Linked DNA regions of Mus musculus: regions 2 and 3 are each linked to region 1. Evidence: chromatin loops called from intact Hi-C (ENCODE). Cell type or tissue: heart. All regions are shown on one strand.

Region 1 (8,000 bases):
GCATCTAATGAAAAGCTGGTGGGATACTCATATCATAGTGCTTAGTTACATGACCTTCCAAAGTCAGCTAAAAGCAAAATACTTGAAAGCAAATAGGGCTAGAAGGTTTATTTATTCCCTAGTCTACAAGCAATTTAAGAGATTATTGGTATTCATATAGGAAGAATTCTTAAAAGAAATTTGGCATTTAGTACATGATGACCCAAAGGAATTTCAGAATTACATTTTATGACTAATGGTGACTACACTGTCCCCCAACTCATGCTTTGCGTTTGTGTTCATGTATTTCTTACCTACCATAAATAATCCTTTGAGGGTATTTGTTGTCCCCCATATTGCCAAAGAGAAAACTAAAGATCAAAGGAATTAAGTACTATCTTCTGACTCACACAGTTTGTAAACTGGAGTTGGAGCCATAACTTAGAGCTTTTGACTCTATGCCTTTAATGCTTACACTCTCGAGGCAGAGGCAGGTGTATGTCTGAGTTTGAGACCAGCCTGATCTACATCGTGGGTTCCAGGACAGTCAGAGTTATATAGAAAACCTGTCTCAAAAAATCTCAAACAAACAAAGAAACAAATAAATGTAATTTTAATTCTTGGGTAAAAGAGTAAAAAAAATTGTGATGTTAGCTTTTTATTGGATTGGTTTATGAAACTCTTTCACATTTATTTTCTGACATGAACTTCAGTCTGTTTTCTCTTTGTCAAGGATAATCCATGTTTCTTTTCATGAGTGAGTCCTTTTCTGAATGGACAAGTGACCTGCAAGTGCAATCACATATGACATTTCATAGTATGTAATAACTTCTGTCCCTTATGCATGTTGTGTATATAAATGACTGTGCTTATGAGATAGCTGTAAGTTCAGCTGGCTTCCTCCAGGTCTGCCCCGCCCGCCCGCCCGCCCGCCCGCCACTTAGAGCTGTGCGATTCTGGATATGAAGTATGTCAGATCAGATCAGAAGGTTGCTGGTTGTTGAGGACTTTTTTCTTTTCTTCCTCTTTTCTTCTTCCTTCCTTCCTTCCTCCCCCCCCCCCCCCAAAGAAAGGGTTCGTCTGTGTAGCCTTGGTTGTCCTGAAACTTGATCTGTAGACCAGGCTGGCCTTGAACTCAGAGACCCACCTGCCTCTTGAGTGCTGGGATTAAAGGTGAAACCATGGCTGGCTATTTCTGGGATTTTAAAAAAATATTAAACTGTAAATAACTAAGTTAATATAAATACTAAGGTCATATAAATGTAAGATATTTTTCAATTACTTCCCTTAGATTAAGTGCTGAAGAAAGAATGGCTTCCCATCAGAAGCAAATAATGTATTATCTAAACGATGGTAAAAGAAAAAGGACTGGGGGGTGGAGCTCAGTGGAGGAGTGCTTGCCTAGTTCAATCTCCAGCACTTTACAAGAAAAACAAATTAGTTTAGCCAAGTGTGGTGGTGTCTCATATCTATATACCCAACAACACCCAGGAGGCTGAGGCAGGAGAATCACCACAAATTTCAGGAATTTTATTATATAGTGAGTTCCAGACCATCTTAGGCTACAAGCTGAGCTCCAGATAAGCTTGGGTTAAACAATGAGTCTCAAACCAGTCTGGGCTACAGAGCAAGACTTCATCTCAAAACAAAAGAAAACCAAAATCCCAAAACAACTTTTTTAAAAAAAAGGGTCCAACAACAAAAAAGAAGTTGGTTCTATAATAGTTTGGGGAAAGCCAGGAGTTTGAGAAAATACAGGACCTGAATAAAGGAACAATGGGGAAATAGCTTTGCTCATTTCAGATTTGTTGGACAGAGCCTTCCTGGGTAGTATGTGATTACAGCCAGTAAATTCTAGTAATCTTGGAGGTTTCATTTAGAATAATCAAAGCATGCTTATTTAACTTGCTGACACAATAATGAGCAGTAATGCTAAGATAACAAATGGCAATGTGCTTCAAATTGATTTTTAATACTGGAACGATGGGAACATGATAGACATTTTCATGAAGAAGAGCAGGACTTGTTAAAAGATCTGAAAAGTGAGAGAGCACACACAATGACTTAGAAGCAGTATGTCAAAGCAGGTTTTGTAGGAGCCAAGCCACATGTTCAAGGCTTTTTATATAATTCTTATATATCTTATATAATTTTATATAATTTCTACATATAACAAAATTGTATAGTTTTGTTTCCTCACCAAATATTATAAGGTTTTTGTAGGAGCTAAGTGAGTTAATTTGGGGTCAACTGCTTTGAACACTGCTTGAGCTATAGTCAGCCCTATTTAAGGTTTAACACCATATGGGATTCTTGAGTTACCTGAGAGTGAAAATTTTATCAATTGTCCAAGTGCTTCATCCTTATCCACTTCCTCCTATTTGAGCTGGGCTCCAAGGACTGAGTCTCCTTGGTGAATACCTGGATTCTGCTAACCCACTGTGTGGGACCACATACAGCTCTTTTGCCTTATTCCATAATTTTCCTTCTCTGCTCCTGTTCCTGGGATTCATCATCAGTAGGGCCACTCTTCTTATGACCTCACCTCTGCCCCTGAGGCCTCATCTACTAACTTTGTTTCAAGGTCTTTAGTCTTGGTCAACCTTGCTCTTGACTCTGTTCAGTTTTGTTCAGTACCCTAGTGGGGAGTCAGAATGTGAGGCTGTCCTTTCCTTTCCTTTTTTTTTTTTTTTTTTTTTTTTTTTGGTTTTTTGAGACAGGGTTTCTCTGTGTAGCCCTGGCTGTCCTGGAACTCACTTTGTAGACCAGGCTGGTCTCGAACTCAGAAATTCACCTGCCTCTGCCTCCCGAGTGCTGGGATTAAAGTCGTGCGCCACCACGCCTGGCCTTTTTTTTTTTTTTAAGATTTATTTATTTTATGTATGTGAGTACACTGTATATGTACAGATGGTTGTGAGCCTTCATGTGGTTGTTGGGAATTGAATTTTTAGGACCTATGCTTGCTCCAGTCCACCCTGCTTGCTCCGATCAATTCAGTTCACTCAGTTTTTTTTTTTTTTTTTTTTCCTTTTTGCTTTTTCTGAGACAGGGTTTCTCTGTGTAGCCCTGGCTGTTCTGGAACTCACTCTGTAGACCAGGCTGGCCTCAAACTCAGAAATCCAGCTGTGTCTGCCTCCCAAGTGCTTGAATTAAAGGCATGCGCCACCACTGCCGAGCCTCACTCAGTTCTTGCTTACTCCAGCCCAAAGATTTATTTATTATTATACATAAGTACACTGTAGCTGACTTCAAACGCACCAGAAGAGGGTGTCAGATCTCATTATGGGTGGTTGTGAGCCTCTATGTGGTTGCTGAGATTTGAACTCAGGAACTTCAGAAGAGCAGTTAGTGCTCTTACCCGCTGAGCCATCTCACCAGCCCGAGACTGTCCTTTCCAACAGCACAGAGAGATGCATTTAGTCAGAAAAGCAGAAAGTAAATGCTCTTGGGAAATACCCAATTTAACATATCTGGAGTCTGATTGAAAATGTCTGATTGTAATTAAAAAAGACACCAGGCTGAAAGCAACTTGTATTATCAAAGTAGTCCACACTGGGGCTGTGAAGGAGAAAGGAGAAAGGAGACTTTGAGGAGAGGAAGAACCTTGAGGATTATCTAGTTAGGGAGAGACTCAGGAAGGTAAATTAGCAAAGAAGACTGCATTCTAGACATCAAGTACCAGAATGATGGATGTCACAGAAAAATAGGGAGAAAGGTTTGAAGAAGATGGCAACACCTGAGAAAGGGTCTTTTAGTTAAAAGATAATCATGAGGCAAGAGTAGATGGATTAAGGTAAAGAAATGGGTGGCTTAATTAAACTGACAGGGAAAACGCAAGTGGGAAGGTTGGCTTCAATCCATGTAGGTCTGTACGGATCAGACTTTGTGTCTATGTCTGGTGCCTGGGTTCTGGGCAGCTGTGTGGGGGGCAGAGTTTTTTCACTGGCCCATGTCAGGTGAAGGTCAGGTGAAGGTGGAGCACCCACAAACCACCTCGAGACTGCAAGGTCAGGAGAGGAAACTCGGGCCACCTGGAAGTATGCAGTCTACTCCATTAACAGAAGCCCCGTCAACATAATTTACTCGAATAAATAACTTTCCACACTGCCAGGCGACAGACAGCCTTTCTTGCTCAAGGGACACCAAAGTGATGCAGAAGCCCCGCGCTGCGTCTTCCCGCTCGTCACTCGCTCTGGCCGCGGCGTCCCCAGAGGTGGCTGGAAACACCCTTTGGAGCCCCGAAGCCGGCTTGGGTGAGGGCAGTGTTTCCTGAGAGCCCCGCCAAGGTGGCCAGCCGGGAGTCTCCCTTTCACCCCGCAAGGTTATCTCTCCCACCTCTAAACCCAGCAGATCTCTACCGCGGCTCTTGGCGGCGGACTTCCCGGCCGAGCGGGGACGCTGTGGGACTAGAAGCCTGTCTAGGCGGACGCGTGGGCCACGCCTCGCGGACATTCAGGAAATGATGTAACGCTTGAGTCCGGCAGCCAAAGTTGTGTCACGCCGGATAGCGGAAGTCCCGCCCACCTCCGCCGGCGGAAGTCCGGTCCTCCGCTTCTCCTGGTTCCTCGTGCGTTCCACCGCCGGCATGGCGCATTACAACTTCAAGAAGATTACGGTGGTGCCGTCTGCCAAGGTAGGGGTGACAGAGGTCGTTTCCGCCTATCTCCATTTCCCCGACAAGTCGCCAGGGAGGGTCCAGGCCTGTATCCCCGAGACTGGGGGAGGGAGGACACCGTGCAGTCCCTCGGCCCTCAGTGCGGAGCTCCGCTTGCTAGGCTTTGTCCTCGCGACCCTCGGAGATCAGTCCCACTCTCTGAAACCAAGCCCCTCTCCTGCTGTCCTTGGGTACCCTAAGCCCTAGAATCCCTCCAAGACATCAGGGCCGTTCCAGAGCCTATGATTCTTGTGTGGCCTGCCGACGGGACAAAGTGTCTGGGTGGTGGCCACAGTAAGGAGCAGGGTAGGAAGCCTGAAGGGGCCAGTGGTGAGCGTCGTGTGAGTACCCTCCCCTTTAAGTAGAATTTGATTCGTGACGTCACGGTCTAAAAAGATTTTAGGTAGCTGTCATTTTGTCGTTGGACTTAAAAGATGCAATTGGTTATAAGCACGCAAGTAGCCAGGCCCACATTATGTAACGTAGCAAGATGCTTTCCTCCCAAATGTCGAGAATGAGGTAGGCTAAAGAACCTAAAAGGATACACCGGTTTCTCTGGCAAGCCATGGGCATTAAATTGCAGAATCAGTTAGAGGAACCAGTGTCACTATCGTTAAATTGACCGCAGTGTGGGTGTTTTCGACATCCCCCTTTCTGAATGAGCTTGCTTTGAAAACTTGTGTAAAGAACTAGTATTTTCTGGTGGGCGTGGTAGTGCACGCCTTTAGTCTCAGCACTAGGGAGGCAAAGGTAGGCGGATCTCTGAAAGACCCTGTCTTGAAAAGACAAAAACCATGTTTCCACTAGTTGTTTTCCTTACACGTCTCTGTATTTCTCCTTTCTTCCTCTTTCTGATATCCATTCTGATACGTTTTTCACACGTTTGTAATAATTGGAAAGAAACTACATGTAGGAATCACATTTTGTTTTAGCCCACGAGACTGTCGCCACTACTTCTCAAGTGCATGTTGAAGGAACTCGTACACTTTTTATTTCACTGGAAATAGAGTTCATTGGGTCAAAGGAACTTTGTTGATATAATTGACCTAGGAAAGGCAGCCTTTGTCTCTGTTGCCCTGAAGGAGGTCTGTTTGCAGATGAGTTTGCATGTGTGTAGATAGGTGGTGGGAAATAAAAAGTCAATCTGAAGAGTATGGGGTGCTTTTGTAAAGTGTGTGCCAAGTTCTGTGTATAGAAACACATAGAATAGTCTGCGTCTTTAAGAATCATATTCTGGGGGCTGGCGAGATGGCTCAGTGGTTTAGGAGCGCCGACTGCTCTTCCGAAGGTCTCGAGTTCAAATCCCAGCAACCACGTTACGTCTGTAATGAAATCTGATGCCCTTTTCTGGAGTATCTGAGGACAGCTACAATGTACTTATATATAATAAATAAATAAGTAAATAAATCTTAAAAAAAAAGGATTTTCTGAAGGAATAACTGAATGTGTTTATACCCACCGCAGTATGATGGAGAAGTGTGAGCTCCAATTGGCCCTCTGTATGAGTTCAAATCCAGAGTCAACCAACACAGATTAAAAACACTATTTGAAAATTGCATCTATATTTAATGTACATAGACTTTATTTTCTCTTTTTTGTTTGTTTGCTTTCTTTTTGTCTGCCTTGGCTGGCCTGGAACTTATACATTTCTGCCTCTAGGATTAGGATTAAAGGCGTGAGCCACCATGCACATAGACTTTTTAAAGGAGCATTCCCTACATATAGTTACAGCTATTTACCGTATATGACAAATATATGTGGATTCTTCTACACACAAGTACTGTGCCATTTTATAAAGTGAACTCAAATATCTCTCTGTTTTGGTGGGCGAGGGCTTGGGTGGGAGGAACCCTGACTATAAACTCCTGTAAATATCAGAGATTTGGGATAACATAAGAATGTAGTGAGAACTGGGCAGTCGGTGTTAGTGCATGCCTTTAATCCCACTACTGAGGAGGCAAAGGCAGGAGATCTCTGTGAGTTTGAGGCTAGCCTGGTGTACAGAGCAAATTCCAGGACAATCAAAGCTACACACAGAGAAACCCTGATTAGAAAAATAAAAACAAAGAATATACTAATAAATGGGTGAGTTTGGAGAAACTTTTCAGTAGGCAACTTTTAAAAGATATGAGGACCATGGAAAGGAACAGAGTAGAAGAGCAGCAGGCCTGAGTATCCATGCTCTCCGTAATCTGGCAGACTGTATTGTGATTACCTGCTTGCCTTTGGTTTTGTTTCGTTGGATCTTAGTGTCTTCTTCACTGTTTTGTCTTCAGCATTGTGTTCATTCTATCCTTTATTATAGAAAATGATCAATATTGTTCAATTAATGGAAGTGATCAAGGGAAAGTAGAACAGCTTTCTATGGTTGGGTAAAAGTGAATAAGTACAAATATCTCAAATAGTCTACTCAGCATACCCAGGAAATTTTAGATGATGAGTTTTAGATTTTTCATTTTATACCCCTTTAAAATCAAAGCTACAAAATCCTTGAAATTGAAGAGCTGGCTCTTTTTCTTCTGATTTATTCTTGAGTTTATTTGAAAGTTAAAATAGCATTAAAAAACATGGGGTAAAATATATTTCAGCAACCATTAGCAAGTCCTCTCTTCTACCCCAGGCATATTTTTATTGGAAGAGTGACAAGGAAGGGGCCTCCTCCATCAGTTGGAAGTATTCACAAGTTTTTCAGCCATTCCAAACTCAGGTCCTGGCGTGGTTGGACACATGGAGCATGCTCCCATTATCAGGGGCAGGGGCTGGGTCTTTGTGAGGCATGGCCTAGTTGATCTTGGTGTCATACTTGGTGTAGGGGCTGAGCGATTGAGGGCATAAATAATGCAAGGCTCTGACACTTAGAGACACTACCAGCACTGTCCCTTTTGGTCAGGCATTCTTGAGGAGGGTTGAGATTCTCCCAACTATCTTAGTCTTGGTGGTGGGTAGCAAGTTTTCATAAAGGCCAGAAACTATAAAGATGAGCCAAGTTGTATACAAAACAGTTGATTTTTGAAAAAGTAAATTTTGTAGTTTAAACCATGTACTACTGGGTTAATGCTTTAAGAAAGTTATAAGCAAATGTTTGAATTTTAATTATTCTCTTTAATCATAGGACTTTATTGACCTAACATTATCCAAGACTCAACGAAAGACTCCAACGGTTATTCATAAACATTATCAAATTCATCGGATTCGACATTTTTATATGAGAAAAGTCAAATTTACTCAACAGAATTACCATGACAGACTGTCACAGATTCTGTCGGATTTCCCCAAATTGGATGTAAGTGACAAGTATGGTTATAACATAGAAGACTACAGAGAGCCATATTAGCCAGATGGATGTATTTGTTAGAGACGAAATGAA
Region 2 (8,000 bases), 150 kb before region 1:
TGATGTAGTTCTTCTCTATGGCTGAATGTGTGTGTGTGTGTGTGTGTGTGTGTGTGTGTGTGTGTGTGTGTGTGTGTGTGTGTGTGTGTGTATGTATGTGTGTATATATATCTGTTTTTCCTTTCCCAGTCTTGCTCCTGGAATGATGACTCTGAGACTAATTAGTTATTATTAAATGGCTAGGCCAGAAGTGTTAGCTCATTTCCTGTCTAGCTCTTATTTACATTTAAATCATTCTACATCTACCACTTGGTTAGTTGTCTCTCTTTCAGTCCCAGACCACTTCTTCCTTCTCGCCTCTTCAGCGTCTCCCTCAGTCTCTCTCCAGGTTCATCTACCTGATGTCCATCACTCATCTCTTCCCCTAGTCTCTTTTTCCTCTTACTATTAGCCAGAATCCTCTCTTCTTGCAAGTGTCCCACTTCCTATTTCCTGCTTTTTTATTGACAGATGGCTTACAAGAGATCCTCTCAACAGTTAGCACATGGTTCTCTATTAATCTATTCACTAACTGACAGGCACCTAAAGTGATTTCCAGACTTGGCCACTGTGTATAGTTCACAATGCAGATGAATGTGCAGACACCTCTACTGTCTAAGGTATTTATTCCATTGGATGTATGCCATGGGTGGTAAACTAGATGCTACTCCAGGTCCACTTTTACTGTTTTCCCAGAATCTCTACACTGATTTCCATGGTGCCTGAACTAATTTATATTCCCAGGAACCGTGTACAAAGAATCTCTTCCCCTGCACCCTCACCTCATCTTTTTAGTTCATTGTGAATTTGGGTAGGAAGCCTTTGTTGGATAAATCTGCTAACAGTTCTCTTCCAGTACAGGTTGTCTCTACTACGGTAATTGCTTCTTTGTTGGGTAGAAACTTTTAAGCAGGACAGAACCCTGTTTGCCCACTGTTGCTGTCTTTACCTATGCCTATGTCTCCATGTATTTTCCTCTGGTCATTTCAAAGTTTAGAGATAGATATAAGTTCTCATTTTAGAAATGGTATACCAAACTTTGTACTGCAGTGTTTTATAGAACTGGAGGGAGGGGAGTGTCACGGGCCTGAGACTCTTCTGTAACTCCTGTTCTACACATGGTTAGAGAGCTACCTTTAAAACATGGAACATACTGTCATTTCTTTTTTCTTTTTTAAAAACAATTGTTTATGTTTTAATATGCATAGGTGTCAGGTCCCCAGAACTGGAGGTACAGTCAGTTGTGAGCTGCCACGTGGGTGTGGGAATTGAACCTAGGTCCTCTGGAAGAGCAACCAGTGCTCCTAACCACTGAGTTATCTCTCCAGCCCATTTCCATATAAGGAAATGAAATCTTCCACATTACTTCCTACAAGAACCAGGTCAAAGTCCATGTGTCTAAGGACTCTTATGAAAGCAACTTACCACCCCCGTTCCCAGCTGCCTGGTACACTGAGAATAAAAGCTGATCTTTAGCAACCTGGGTGCCTTTGTACACACACTCTATCCTCAGACCTTCCTTTCTTTGATCCTTCTTCTAAGTTAACATGAAACATGAACACCAGATTAAGGTACACACAATGGCTCATCAGTTCTTGCTTTAAGTTTAATGGTATTTTCTATTTATATCTATTTTTGCAGTATCCGCTCCTAAATGTACTCAGTTTCTCATAGACATTTATCTTCATCTTTCAGTATTTAACAGCAACTGCATTTTAAAGTCTGAACAACTCTGTCTCAAGCTCCCTCTTTCCCACACCTCTCCTGCTTGCCTGCCAATGAGTGGTACTGACTCTACCTGACAGGTGGCAGGCGGCATCCAGACACCTGATCCTGAGCACCCCCACTTGTTCTCTATCTAGTCCACAGCCACACTCTGGATACGCAGTCTTCCAGAGTTAATAACTTCATTTCTGCGTTCTGACCATTTCCTTCTATGCATTCTATTCTTTACCTTTCCTTACATTTACATCAGTACCAACAGTGCCACACAAGCCTACAGATATGAACTCATCCAGCTTTGTCACCTGGCCTCACTTTCAAGGACTTTACCTCACAAGGCTGATGTTCTTATCACGGAACCTTACCACAACCTCACTACATCAGTGAAGTCAAATCAGAGTCCATGTTTCCTACGGTCTATTGCACAAAGCTGGAGAAAAGTGACCATGCTCACTACAGACTTATAAATTAAAACCACAGACCTTAACAAAGGCCAACCCTAAAGTGGGTATGTTGAGTTTTGTGAGACATTCTATATGTCTCCTGCTTTCCCGGACTGCTAGGAAACTACTGAGATACATCTTCTTCTACGACAGAATTCCTTGTGTCAAGCCCCTCTCCCTGTGCAGGACAGCAGCTGGAGCCTTTACTGTACTGTGCTTCACAGAAAGGCAACGCTAAGAGGGCAGGAGGCAAGGATCACAGCCTCGCAGGACTCTGTTGCACAGGACTCTACCTTTATTGCCCAATTAAACTGTAAATCCACACCATAAACCTGAGGTCTGTACACTAGACAAACTGTAGACACGTGGTTCTCTGATTAGAGCAGAACTTAAGCTTTTAGAGTGCCTAGTGCAGTACCTAATGTAAACCTGTTATGTAAATTTAAAACAAAGAAAAGGCTTACCAAGGGTGGATCAAGATAGCTATGTGTTGTTGACCACGTCTGGGGGGTGATCAGGCTGTACAGAGGGAACTGCTGCTGGGGACTGTACACTGGAGGTAAGTAAAACGATGTAGCATAGCGCTGCTGGGTATAAAGGTTCATGTCCAGAGGTCTAAATCCATTCTTTGGCAAAAATGTGTTTATCGCTATTGCCTTTGCTTTTATCCGCGCCTGTTTGGAGACATTCAAGATGTTACATGTTCCCATGAGAACATTTAAGAATATTAACAATGCAATAAACAAGCTATATGCAATGGTATTATTTACCTTAATTGGCTTTCCTTGGAAAGTTCTGACTTCTTCTCGAAGGTATTTGTAAGCCTATGGGTAAAAATGATACAAAATACCGTTCTGTTAACTTTGTAAGTTAACTTTACAGCTCAGATAATGATATGTATGGTTGAATATAGCAGACAGGATCTAAAAAGAGTGATTTTTGACCCTCTTTTGTTCACAGGTCACTAAAAGCATCCTTATTATAGTATCTGTGCCCCAAATTATTGTAAAATATTTAAATAACCTTCTAAGTATTAATAAATACCATATAAGCAGCCTCAAACCACAAGCTAAAACTCTTCAATTTAGATACAAAAGAATACTGCTTCCCTCCTATTAACCCAACTAGCAACTGAGATTATGTAATGTAGGAAAGGAAGGTCTTAGAAGGCAGGGACAGGAGATTGGAATATTTGTGCTGCTGTCACTACGTAGGCCTACATCTACTGTCTGAGCATTAGTCTTTATCAAGCCCCACTTCACGCAGAGGCTCCTCAGTTCCGCCTATGCTCACCCATCTGGCTCACCAGGCAGGCCACGGCCACAGAACAGAGCTTCTACCCTTCGGCCTTCTAGGTTTCTGTGCTTTTTCCTTCTGACCCTCTGTTTGTAGTGCTTAACGTTTCACACTTGGTATACTTCCCCTAAATCAGACACCTCCTTTAAGAGCACAAAACTTCTCAATACCTTTGAAAGCACTTTGCCACACAATGGACACTCCCTCACTGGTCAGGGTTAGGTTCAAATTTCCTCACTTTGCAAACAAAAAATTTTCCCCAGATATGAGAGCAGATTTGATTTCCCACAACTGCTTACTCATAATACACTTAGAAGTAATGTGACCTTCTTTCAGCAGTGCTACAAAAACATACACGGTGTTGCTATAATAACCTCAATGTCCTAACTTCTGCTGTACACTGATGAAACATGGGGAAACTACAGACTTCACAGGCTGGCAGAGGAATACACTTACCTGCTGTGCATCAGCTTCTGTTTCAAAGGTAATAAACCAATTATCATTATAGGCAAATTCACAGTTTATAAATTTTGGTAAATTATCTCCTTTAAATAGTGCTTCTACTTCCTACAGAAAACAGAGAAGTTAGAAATTAGTCCTCAGTCACGCTGCTTTTTATCTATCAAATTAGGAGGAAAACGTATTCTCTCATGCTCTGATGCAGCTGTGAGGTCTCTTTCAGAAGCACTGCAGGGAGCACCCACGGATCACATGCCACAAAGAAGGAAGTAATCACTGACAGCTTTCCCTTCCCCACAAGGAACTAGCATTAATATGAACAGTAGGGCCTGCACGCCCTGCCTAGTGCTTAAGAAACCTTCCGTTTGATCCCCAATACAACATAAACTGAGCATTGTGGTACATGCTTGTAATACTAGCACTCAAGCAAGGAGAGCAACTAAGTTGAAGGTCATCCGCAGCTACAGAGTTCTGTGCTGCTCTGGAATACAGGATTCTTAACAAGACGATGGGGAAGGGAGGAGAGCGAAGGGGAAGGGAGAGAGAAGGAAGAGAAGGGGAATGGGAAGGAAGGGGGAAAAAACATTGTATTTTATCAACAGGCTAATAAATACACAAATTAATTTAAAAGGTAGTTTGAAAACTAGAAATATTAGCTGAACTTTTGCTTCTGGCTAAGTTAAATAGATTTATGGCCCCAAATGACACAAGTCATAAGTAAAAAGATAAGCTATATAAAGCTTTTTAGACATCTGTCATTAGCAGGCTAGGAGAGCCTTCTCTGAAAGAACATACAGGGGCCAAGAGCGCCAAAGCCTAGGGTTTCCAGGTCACAAGATGGGCAAGTCTCCAGAGCTTTGTGGAGGGTTTTCGTTAGGTCTTTAGCCAGAAACAAAACAACTAGAATAGTAAGGTAGAATAACCCTACAGCCAGCTTACTGGGCAGCCAGAGTGGAAAGTCTGTCTTAACCCTGAGAACATGAGAGCAAGCAAACAAGACTGTGCCCTGTATGAAGGCTGTTCTGAACCACTTCACAAATGTGTCTCAGAATAGCCTTGAACAGCCTTTCCAGCCTTAGTCTTGAGCAGTTGGGACTACACACACACCACCAGGGAACTTAGCTGAATCTCAGAATATTTATTAGAATTCAAAACTATCTGAAGGTTTTACCACTCACTGAAGTAATAATCACATTAAGAAATAGAAAAGGCTGCTTATAGTGAAAAAGACCAATTGGATTAACCTTAAAATAATACAAGTGACAGCAAAACCAGAATAGTTACTGAATGTCCATTTCAAATGCTCAGAAAGGAAAAGCTTGATAATGATGAAAATTTCCCAAGAGTCACAGAAAGACAGAGAGGAACAAAGAGAAAAACTGGCAGATTTTTTTTTTCAGCAGAAACAATGCAAACCAGAGAACAATGTGTTTAAAACACAGGAATTGGGGTGTTGGGGAGAAAGCACTCCCCACCAATCCAGGAACTTTACTAACTCCTCGCCCCAAACCAAACAAAGCAAATAAAAAAGCTTTTAGTAAGCTCTAAATCAGGATTCTCTCAAACATACCAGAGGTGAAAAAAAGGTTGTTTTCAGTACGAATGGATTTATACAAGATCTCTCAAAAGAATCAGGCAAAAGGAAAAAACAGAACCTGACTGAAGGGCTACTAAGACATACAACCAAGTGATATTATCAACAAAGTTCATGCTTAAGAATCCGTTGACTTACGAAGGAAACATACACAAAAACTCATGTTTTAAGTAAGTTTACAGTTTTGTTTTGGGTGGCATTCTTAGTTATCACAGTCTGCAAGCAGCTGGGTGGGCTGCAGGTGGAGGTGCCTGAAACCACTAAAAGTGGTAAATATTTGGGCTGGTCATGGTGGCACATACTTACGTCGCTAACATTCAGGAGCCTGAGGTAGGAGGACCATGAGTTAAAGGCCAGCTTGGACTATACATAGTGAGACCTTGCCTCTAGAAAACCAAAACGGAACCAACCAACCAAAAAGAGTTATATCCAGTGAGGTAAAAAAAAGCCCCAAGCCCAAACAAACTAAGAACAACAAACCAATAGATGTAAACAGAACAAGATGTAAAGTCATAAAGACCCACACCATGTAGCCTTCCCACCCACTACATATCTAAACCTATTACATTTTTAATTTCTAACTATTGAAATATACAAACCTCATTATTTTAAAAATTTTAAATGTTTAAAGGAGTCTTGAGAACAAAAGGTGTGATGGTTATTTTCTTCTACAAGTGAATCACATTGTATTTACCAGTGTGTATATCCTGAGAAAAGGTGTTTTTGTATCTTTTTTTAAACAAGTCCTATCAAAAACAGATATATAAACAAATACCACCACCAACAACAAAATCCCAGGAAAATGTCAAGTACCGCAAGTGGAGGCAGCACTTACTTCCACGGGGGTAGACTCCGATATCTCACGCAGTATTACTATGCACCGGTTCTGATTTGGCCTTACTTTCTCTCCCTTCTCATCCACTTGGACTAAAGGTAAAGCTGTGGAGAGGAGAAAACAAAAGGATAAAACAACATTACACGACACTCCAACGGGATATGAGCACTAGTTAGCAAACACACCAGAGAAACTGTACACTTGGTGAACTATTAAAATGTTCAAACCCAAACAAACTACTACACAGTTTAAACCCATCTTCCTGTTAAATGTTCAAAATGAATATGTAAATTTAAAATTTTCTTCAAGAACTACCAAAGATACACAAAACGAGGTGACAGCTGTAGATCAAACAGATCAAATCCTCAAAGCACCAGACACGGGGTTAATGGGTTTTCTCCTTTCTACAGTGAAAACTGACAACTTTAGTCAGTGGTGCTGGAGGATAATACATAAGAATAATTCCACAGACTTAGTGTAATATAGACAAATACGGCCAAGTTGCTGATCTTTTTAACTAGATCCAACAGAACTAACTCAACTACCCCACCCCCAAAGCATGTATTCTAAATGGCAATACTGAAAAGTAAACTACTATCTTGGAAAATGTCATATAATGCTTTAAGGTCCTACTGATAATTATGTTTGCCAGCTCTTTAGCTTTTTGTAGAGGGATAGAAAAATGAGAAATCAATTAAGGCTGGCCAAATGGCTCACTCAGGTCAAGATGCTAGTTGCTCAAGCCCAGTGACTCAAGTTCCATCCCTAAAACTCATAGGAAAAAAAAATCAAATTCCAGAAGTTACCCTGAGCACCATGTGCACACACTGTGGTACATAAAACCACATAGCATCCACCCCCCCACACACAGAGTAAAGATAAATTTTAAAAAGTCTTTTAAATCCAATTAAGTTCTAAAGGAAGACAGCAATCTTTTAATATACTACTAAGTCAAGTGCACACAGAAAACTTTTGAAATGACTGTCTCATCAATGAATAGGGACAGGGAAACATAGACACACACCTACAAAAAAAGCTGGTCAGCAGAATTAAGACTTTATTTCCAACAGCAATGTCTACTCACTCAAACGTTTGTAAGCAATACTGGTGTGCTAGCATGTGTGAGGTGGAACATACCATGTTCTTTGTGAGAAAGCCACAACAGCTGGACCACACACACATCAGTCTCAAGGGAGGGAACAGGGAAAATCACTCACCTGGAATTTGTAGCTTGAGTATAAAAAGTGCATTTTTATAATAAAAACAATTTGATTTAAAAGGAAACAGAAACATCACAGCAAAGTACGTACAGAAAGCACCAGCAAAGCTCTGAGAGGAACAGCGGTAACCTTAACCTCACAGTTGTGATGTTTCTTCACCTATGTACCCAAGTGTCAACACTAACTGGCTACAACCTTTAAATGTGGTACTTTATGCCAATCACATCTAAGGTGAAGGTATTTTCTCTCTTTTAAGAAAATAAAGTGGAAAAGGTAGTGAAGTCCCCCAAATCAAGTAGAATATAAATAAATAATAGTTTTGACACAAAAGGTAACATGTATCTCCTGAAGTGGCTGTGGATTTAGACACTATGTAGTATTTAAACATTCACTGTATGTGCCAAATTCTGGAGAAACAACTTTATTCCCAGTATCTTTCTAAGAAAAAAGAG
Region 3 (8,000 bases), 130 kb after region 1:
TGTGAGCCACCATGTGGTTGCTGGGATTTGAACTCCTGACCTTCGGAAGAGCAGTCGGGTGCTCTTACCCACTGAGCCATCTCACCAGCCCGTAACTTGTTTTTATATAGGCTCATTGCTAAGTTTGTTTTGGGTTTCAGAAGAAACTTGAATTTAAGTATTTGAGATGGCTGTCAAGATAGCTCAGCTGTTAACAGTAAGAACGGCTCTTGTAATGGACTTAAGTTTGATTTTTAGAGCTATGTTTAGATGCTTATAGTGGTCTATAACTCTAGGAGATCCACACTATCTTCTGGATTCCTTAGACAACTGTGTTCATGTACACACACAGACACACACACACACACACGAACATTCAGAAAATACTTTGTAATTGTTACGGAGTTTGGAGACTCTTGGGAGTAGACTCAACACATTTAGCATTATGAGGTAACCATGAGTCTTGGGAGGCCAAGAGCATAATGTTATACTTTCACAAAATGATTTTCACAGGGTCACATTTTGGGTGCATGTCCCTTAGATGGGGGTGCTACTTTGGAAAAAGTGAGGAAACTATAGGTAGGGTCTAAGATAAGCCTTTAAGGGTATTTATTCCTGGCCTCCCCTTGCTTTGTTCTTTGCTTCTTGTCTGACATTAGGTGAAGAATTTATTCTGCCAAATGTTCTTACCACCATGTCCTGCACAAGTGACTATGAACTAATTCCCCTGAAACCATGTACCAGAAGAAATGATCTCTTCCTTTTTCAAATCAGGTATCTTGGTCATAGCATCAGAAAACTAACACAATATCATAATATTTACATTTCAACATTGTATTTTGTGAAGATTCTGTTACTTAGGTCACTTAGGTGTATTATCTTCACAATGATGCCCTTGTATATAATCCTGAGATGGTGAAATGTAGGATTTGGATTGCACAATACAAGTACAGTACGCATGAGTAATGCTCCTTTATGTAACTCAGATTCATATAGCACTTTCAAAACTAATATTATGCAAACAGTTTCACTTTAGGCTGTTTTTTTTCCCCAAGACAGGATTTCTCTATAGCCCTGGCTATCCTCAAACTCACTCTATAGACCAGACTGGTCTTGAACCCAGAGATCCTCTCATCTCTGCCTCCCAAGGGCTGGAATTAAAGGTATGCATTGTCACTGCCCTGCTAATTTTTTTCTTTAAACTTTTAAAACTTTATATGTATGAATATTTTACATACATGTACACCATATGTGTGCTTTATACCTGAGGGGATCAGAAGAAGGCATCGGAGCCCACAGAACTGAAATTACAGATGTTGAAGCCTGCTCCTTTTAACATCACTGCAGCAATTTTGTATTCAGTCTCCATTTTGCTCATAAGTTGAAATTAAGTTCAGTTCTCAGACTCCACTTTCCAGAAGTGATTATCCATAGCTGACACTGAAGAATGCTACTAATAAGCCAAGAAGTTATGATTATAGTACTTATGCTCTGTTATCTCAGTGCTCTGAAATTCCCTTTTACTACCTGCCACCCCTCTTACCTTACTCAGGACCAATCAGCTTAAAGTTAGCAGCTACTACTTTTGTCTAGTTAGGCAACATTTTGTGCTACTCCCCCACAACCCCCTTACCTTCTAAACCTTTGAATCTGTTTTTTCCTATAAAAAGCCTGCCCTAAAAACAGACTGGTACCACAAAATTAGGTTCCCGAATCCTTTTTGTGGTCCTGATTGATCAGTCTTGGAGTGTGTGTTCTACAAACCATTTTTGCTTACCTGAGATCTGTGTTCGTATGGTTTGTGATGCAATTTCTGAACCTCAACAACAGTCAATTGTAACCTGTGGGTGCTGGGAACTGAAACTGGGTCTTCTGCATGAATACTCAGTGCTCTTAACAGACAGCTACCTCTTAGGGTTTCCTTGCTGTGAAGAGACGCCAAGACCACAGCAATTCTTACAAAAGACATCTAACTGGAGCTGGTTACAGCTCTGAGGTTCAGTCCATTCTTGTCTTGGTAGGAAGAAGGGCAGCATGCAGGCAGACATGGTACTGCAGGAGGAGCTGAGAGTTCTACTTCTTGATCTGAAAGCAGTAGGAGACTGAGACTCACTTGCCAGACTTGACCTTCTGAGACCTTAAAGACTGCTCTCAGGCACACACTTCCTCCAGCAACATCCCACCTACTCCAGCAAGGCAACATCTCCTAATAATGCCACTCCCTCTAGGCCTATGGGGGCCATTTTATTAAAACCACCACGCTTTGTTTTTTTTTTTTTTTTGGTGGAACTCTAAATATACCAAAGATAAAATGTACTTCCATTAAAAGTATCTTAAGTGGCACCCAAATGTGGCTGCTTTGTTGCAAACTTAGTGGAATGCTACTTGGATATGGAACTATGCTTTACAGTACTTTCTGCTGGCTATCATTAACAGCAGAATGTCTTATGCATTCTTTGTTACTAGTTAAAATTTTCTTAAATAAATATCACAGCCTCCAAATTTGACAGTGATTTCTCTGAGAAGCCAAATCTTTTTTTTCTCAGTTCATATTTATAGACTGTTACTAGTGATAAGCTTTGTATACTATATTTTTTTTAAAAAAAGATTTATTTATTTATTTTATGTATACAAGTACACTCTAGCTGTACAGATGGTTGTGAACCACCATGTGGTTGCTGGGGTTTGAACTCAGTTTAAGAGCAGTCAGAGCTCTTAACCATTGAGCTATCTCTCCAGCCCCCTGAATATTATACTTGATACACAAGTAACCCACAATTTCTTGTACAGAATGTTTTGGTTATTCGAGTCTCCAAATACGATAAATTTATTTCTTCTCCAGCAAACATCTTGCATTACTGCTTCTTGAATCTGAACCTTCAGTTTTATCTTATAGGAAGAATGTTGACCCATATAGAAGGAAAATACTATCATGCTTTTACTGTAGGTGAGTTTTAAACATCTAGTTCAAGTTGCTCGCAGAGACAAGGCTGTTTATGTAACAGCTCCATTCTGCTATGTAGGTCTTCCCAACCCTGATTAACGGGGAAAAGCGGCTCAAGTCCCACCTTTTGCAGTGAACAGCTGATTCTATTTTCCCCTCTTAGCCAATGGTGATCAGATATTTCAGAAGGAAACTGGGTGAGTCATCTTCTGCAGATAAGCTGAAATATTAATAGTTCTATCTCTACCAGGCTCTCCTGCAGCCAGCTAGCAAGACTCCCACTGAGCCCTGCCTGAGGAGCCATTCCTAGCAGATCAGCCTGTAAAGCAGTTGGATTTGAGAGATTCTGAAAGCGATTACGTTAAATAGTACACTCGACTTTGCATTTTAATAGATTATTTTTCTTACCAGTTTTTGGGCTGTGCGAGTGTTTAGGACAGATGGACTTAAAACCTGCCTGACCGTGGACCCCTCACCGGAATCCCTGCAGTGGTAAGTACCCACGGTCCGGGAGGCTGTGTGTGCTTCTCCCTGTTACCGACGCTACAGGGTCTCGGGGAGCAATTCGTGCAAGGATCGCGTGTACCGTTAGTGTGTGGTGCAGAATTTGGGGTCTAGCAGTGCCTGTAAGCACCTTGGGAAAGCTCCTAACAGGGAAAGCGCTGAGCCTACTTGCGCCACCAGGGGACGCCATACTCGTTCTGCAGTCACTCGCTGGGTCTTGGCTCAGCGCGCTGCTAGGCCATAGTTTAGGTCTCCAGGACCCGGCGTCAAAGCCGAAAGCCAAAACAGGAGACTATCCCGCGGAACAAGCCTGTGGGACTGAGCGAAGGAGACCAGGAAAGAACTTCCGCAGCCGTTGGGCATGGGGCGGAGCTTCCGGTCTGTTTTTTTTTTTTTAAGGACCATCTCTGAGGGCGGGACTTCCGCAGTTACCGGAAGTACGGGCGCGCCAGTTCGGGTCGCCGGGTTGTGTCAGTGCGGGAATCGGCCGGTTTTTTTTCCTGCTCTGGGTCTGCCTCGGGAGCCTCGTCGCGGGGGGATCTACGAATTGAGTGCGACGTAGGCTGGTTCCAGGCGGACGCGAGTGCTGCTGCTGTGACAGGTGACGCCATCTTCTCAGCTGTCTGGCTTGGCATCCTTCTCGGGCGCTCGGGGGATGTCAGGTGTCCGGGTGGCGGTGGGGACGAGGCTTCGAGGTGGATGAAGGATACAGTCCTAATCCTGCGCACTCTCTCTGGCTCCCTGTGTACTCAAGTGGCGTCTACCTGGCTGTCTGTGTCCCGTGGGAAGCCCAGAGTTTTCGAAGATGGTGGCCTTCGATCCCGCAAAGACGGGGTATGGCCTCTGGGAAGGAGGAAGGGTGGGGGGCGGAGATGGGGTAAGCAGATGCTGAAGTGGTAAAACCCCGCCACGCCTTTGTTTCTCTTTCTGAAGACTTCCTTTTCTTCCCCGTACACTTCTATTTCCTAAGTTTTAAGGCATCATAATGGGCCAGTTTTACCAAAAAGTTGCATAAATATGCCATTTCACTTCGCGAGCAGACATAACCGAACGATTGATCAGGTTCTTAGAGGTTTTATCATCTAACTTGAACTCTTCGATGTTTCTTGTGCTTGAAGACGAGGACCGTTAGCTCTACACCACTCACTCTCTTGCCCGGATGTAGATTGCTAGGCAGTTTCTTTGAAGTTCAGATGGGTTTTCTTTACATTGCTTATTGTGGCCTACAAAGTATGCCATCAAAGCGGTACTGAAACCTTTTTACCTCTAAGCAGTACACCTGGTGATAATAAGCCTCCAGGATACTTCTCCCTTTTCTAAGAAATCTTCTATTATGCTACCTTCCTTGCTGTTTTGGTTACTTTGCCGATCACATTTTCAAGTGTTTGTAAATTCTCTTTGACACCTAAGCCACATACTTGAGCATAGTATATATAAATATAACCTGACCAAAGTAAGTAGAGGCCTTCTATTAGTGTTGCCCATAGGAGACGCAGAGCAGTGGCCAGTGGCCACATGAAATAACAGTGTGACCTTGATGTTTATGACAGCTACGTTTTTGCAGTGTATATCAAGCCTTCTTGCATAAATTTCTGGACACAGGACCTAAGTATGCTTCCTTTGGTTTTCTTACTCTGAGATGTTACTTCCTTTAGTATAGGTACGTTGGTCTGTTATCTTACTTTGCCCTTGATTTGAGGTAAAATCCTTGGGGTTGGGTATTTCCCCCAGCAGTGATACTAAGAGTTTTGTTAGTTGTCCTGTCCTGATTTATTCAAAGAAAGATATGCTTTCTAGATTTGAATTTCTTTTTTGGTTATTGAGAAAAAAATTCTTGGTGGTAGCTTATTTAATTACTGATGCCTGTCAGCTCAGTGCCATCCTTAGACTCGATAAGTGTGCATCATTTGCCTTCATCTCATCAGTGACAGAACATTTTAAGTAACTTAATTCTGGTGACAGATTTCCAAGGTTGCGTGTAGAGACCATTCTCTTTTCTGTTACTGGTTAGATATTGCATTGATTCAGCCCTCTAGAAGTTAATTTTAAAAGTACTATTACAATCAACACTTAAAATATTAATATTATTAATACCTTTATTGAACTTTTGGAGGTTCAGTGACATTTTATAGTTTATACTACCATCTGCAAATTATATAACCATCTTTTTAATGTATAACTAACATTTTTGGGATAAACCGGGTATTTATTTTGAAATAAATCAGTTTTTTCTTGTTGAAAGAAAATTAAAATTCTTCCTCCAAAGTATGAAATAGAGAGTAATGTTTTATATTATCTCAAATAAAAGCATACATTGTTTGTTGTATTGCTTATAAAACTACTTCAGCAGGCTTCCTGTTTGGTTGTATGTACTTAATAAAAATCTGATACTGTAGGTAGTAACACCTTACTGTGGAACATACATACTAAAAAGAGCCTTGAAAAGAGAGAGAGCTAAGTGTTCATTGGTGCGGTTTAATGTTATACCATTTACCAAGGTAGTGAATTTGGTATATTAACAGTGTGTGTAGAGATTTTATTCATTTGTTAAATATGTTGCACTAAAGCTGGACATGTATTGTTCTGCCTTGTTTATAAACAGCAGAGAAGAGGATATGCCCATGACAGCATGGAATAAGGACAGATGAGTTTGGCAGGCCAACCAGTTAGGAGTGCAGGAGAAACTATATTGCAGCTTTACATTTAATGTACTGATCTGTCTTACTGAACTGGGTGAATTGATGTGAGTGTTTGAAAGAAAGTAATTACCTTTTGGAGCTTTAGATTCTTTCTTTTTAAAAACATATATAGGTGAATTAGTGCATAGTAAAAGTAACTTTATAAAATAATTTGTTTGGTGTGATGCTGGTGATGAAACCCAAGGTCTCAGCTATGCCTAGCAATCAGCCTCCTTCCCATTGAGCTACATCCCACCCCAGATGTATTTTCTCTTTTTTTATGAGACAGTTCCTCTCTGTGAAGCCTTGGCTGTCCTGTCTTGGGATTCTCTATTTAGACCAGATTAGACTGGCCTTGAACTCAGAGATCTGCCTGCTTCTACACCCCCCCTCCCCCCCCCCAGTGCTCGGATTAAAGGCATGCACCATTATGCCCAGGTAGACCTATTTTATTTTCAGAGTGAAAGAGTTTTCTTTCTCTTTTGAGCTACCTTTTGTTTTGCTTTTTTTTGTTTTGTTTTGTTTTGTTTTTCGAGACAGGGTTTCTCTGTGTAGCCCTGGCTGTCCTAGAGCTCACTCTGTAGACCAGGCTAGCCTCGAACACAGAAATCCGCCTGCCTCTGCCTCCCTAGTGCTAGGATTAAAGGCATGCCACCACGCCCGGCTTCAGTTACCTTTTTAATACTGTCTAGTTTGTAAAATACCATCAGACTACAAATTGAAGTTGAAAATTCTCCCTCACAGTGGTTTTGTGTGAGGATCAGTGCCTCTGTATTTGTGGATCAATTTCAGTCTCATAAGCGACAGTCTGTGGTAGTTTTTCAACCTCAGGTCGACCCACAATTGACTTTCTCCCCTTTGCTTTCCATTCTTTCTGTTTTCACTTGGCTAGCTTGTGCTCTGTGTATACCGCTTGAGTATTTCTTGTACAAGTGACTACTGTCTTGTGTACCTTCTTGCTAGGATCACAAACCCCAAACCTCTGAATTTTTTTAGTAATTCAAATATTTAATTAATTGTATCCGCATGAGGGCCATGTGAGTGCAGTGGCCACAGAAGCCAGAGAGGAAATCAGATTCTTTAGAGCAGAGATTCTTAATTTGTGGGTTGTGACCTTCACAGGGGTTGCCTAAGACTATTGGAAAACAAAGATAATTACATTATGATTCATAACAGTAGCAAACTTACAGTTATGAGGTAGCAGTGAACGTAATTTTATGGCTAGGGGTCACGACAACATGAAGAACTGTATTAAAGGGATGTAACAGTAGGAAGGTCAAGATTACTCTAGAGTTGCACGTGGTGGTGAGTTGCCTGACCGTTCCTGCAGTGAACTTGTTTCCTCTGGTAGAGCAGCATAGGTTCTTAGCCTCTGAGTCATCCTTTTATTTTTTTGAGACAGGGTTTCAGGTAACCTAGGATGGCCTTGAACTCCCTTTTCAAGCAAGGCTGGATTTGAGTTTTGATCCTCCTGCCACTTTCTCTCTAATTACTTTTTGTTAATACATGGTTAGTTCATGTTAGTACCTGGTTTGGCAGCTGTCTTAGTGAGGGTTTCCATTGCTGTGAAGAGGCACCATGACCAAGGCAACTCTAATAAAGGACCACATTTAATTGGGGCTGTCTTACAGGTTCAGAGATTCAGTCCATTTTCATCAAGGTGGGAAGCATGGCAGCATCCATGGCACTAAAGAATGAGCTGAGACTTCTACATTTTTGTTCTGAAGTCAAACAGGAGAAGACTGTCTCTAGGCATCTAGGAGGAGGGCTTCAAAGCCCACCTGCACAGTGACACACTTCCTCTAGCAAGGACACGTCCACTCCAACAGGCCACACTTCCTAATAGTGCCACTCCCTCAACCAAGCCTATTTAAACCAGCACAGAAGCCGTCACG

The links. Peaks named below come from ENCODE experiments on the same cell type or tissue, not always from the same donor. Only the 100,000 strongest peaks of a DNase experiment are listed, where the experiment ranks them.
Region 2: a loop joins it to region 1, with 4 times the contacts of the local background. A loop is called at or near these places in 3 of 42 quality-filtered maps.
Region 3: a loop joins it to region 1, with 6 times the contacts of the local background. A loop is called at or near these places in 18 of 42 quality-filtered maps.

What each region holds. Positions count from the first base shown.
Region 1 is chr13:8,992,561-9,000,560 of GRCm38, reverse strand. Gtpbp4 (GTP binding protein 4) reads left to right here and starts at 4,549. Exons shown (of 17, transcript NM_027000.4): 1 at 4,549-4,612; 2 at 7,746-7,916. The coding sequence starts at 4,565. In heart, a CTCF peak has its summit at 4,372; a DNase peak (open chromatin) is centred at 4,430; H3K4me3 peaks cover 2,274 bases; H3K27ac peaks cover 2,022 bases.
Region 2 is chr13:9,145,833-9,153,832 of GRCm38, reverse strand. It overlaps Larp4b (La ribonucleoprotein domain family, member 4B), which reads right to left. Exons shown (of 18, transcript NM_172585.3): 8 at 6,329-6,432; 9 at 3,897-4,007; 10 at 2,915-2,968; 11 at 2,609-2,818. Among named protein-coding and RNA genes, the nearest start is that of Larp4b, 56 kb to the right of the region's middle. In heart, no CTCF peak of the experiment used is centred here; a DNase peak (open chromatin) is centred at 4,152.
Region 3 is chr13:8,866,898-8,874,897 of GRCm38, reverse strand. Wdr37 (WD repeat domain 37) reads left to right here and starts at 3,854. Exons shown (of 14, transcript NM_172445.3): 1 at 3,854-4,028. In heart, a CTCF peak has its summit at 3,599 (motif pointing right); DNase peaks (open chromatin) are centred at 3,187 and 3,747; H3K4me3 peaks cover 2,605 bases; H3K27ac peaks cover 2,442 bases.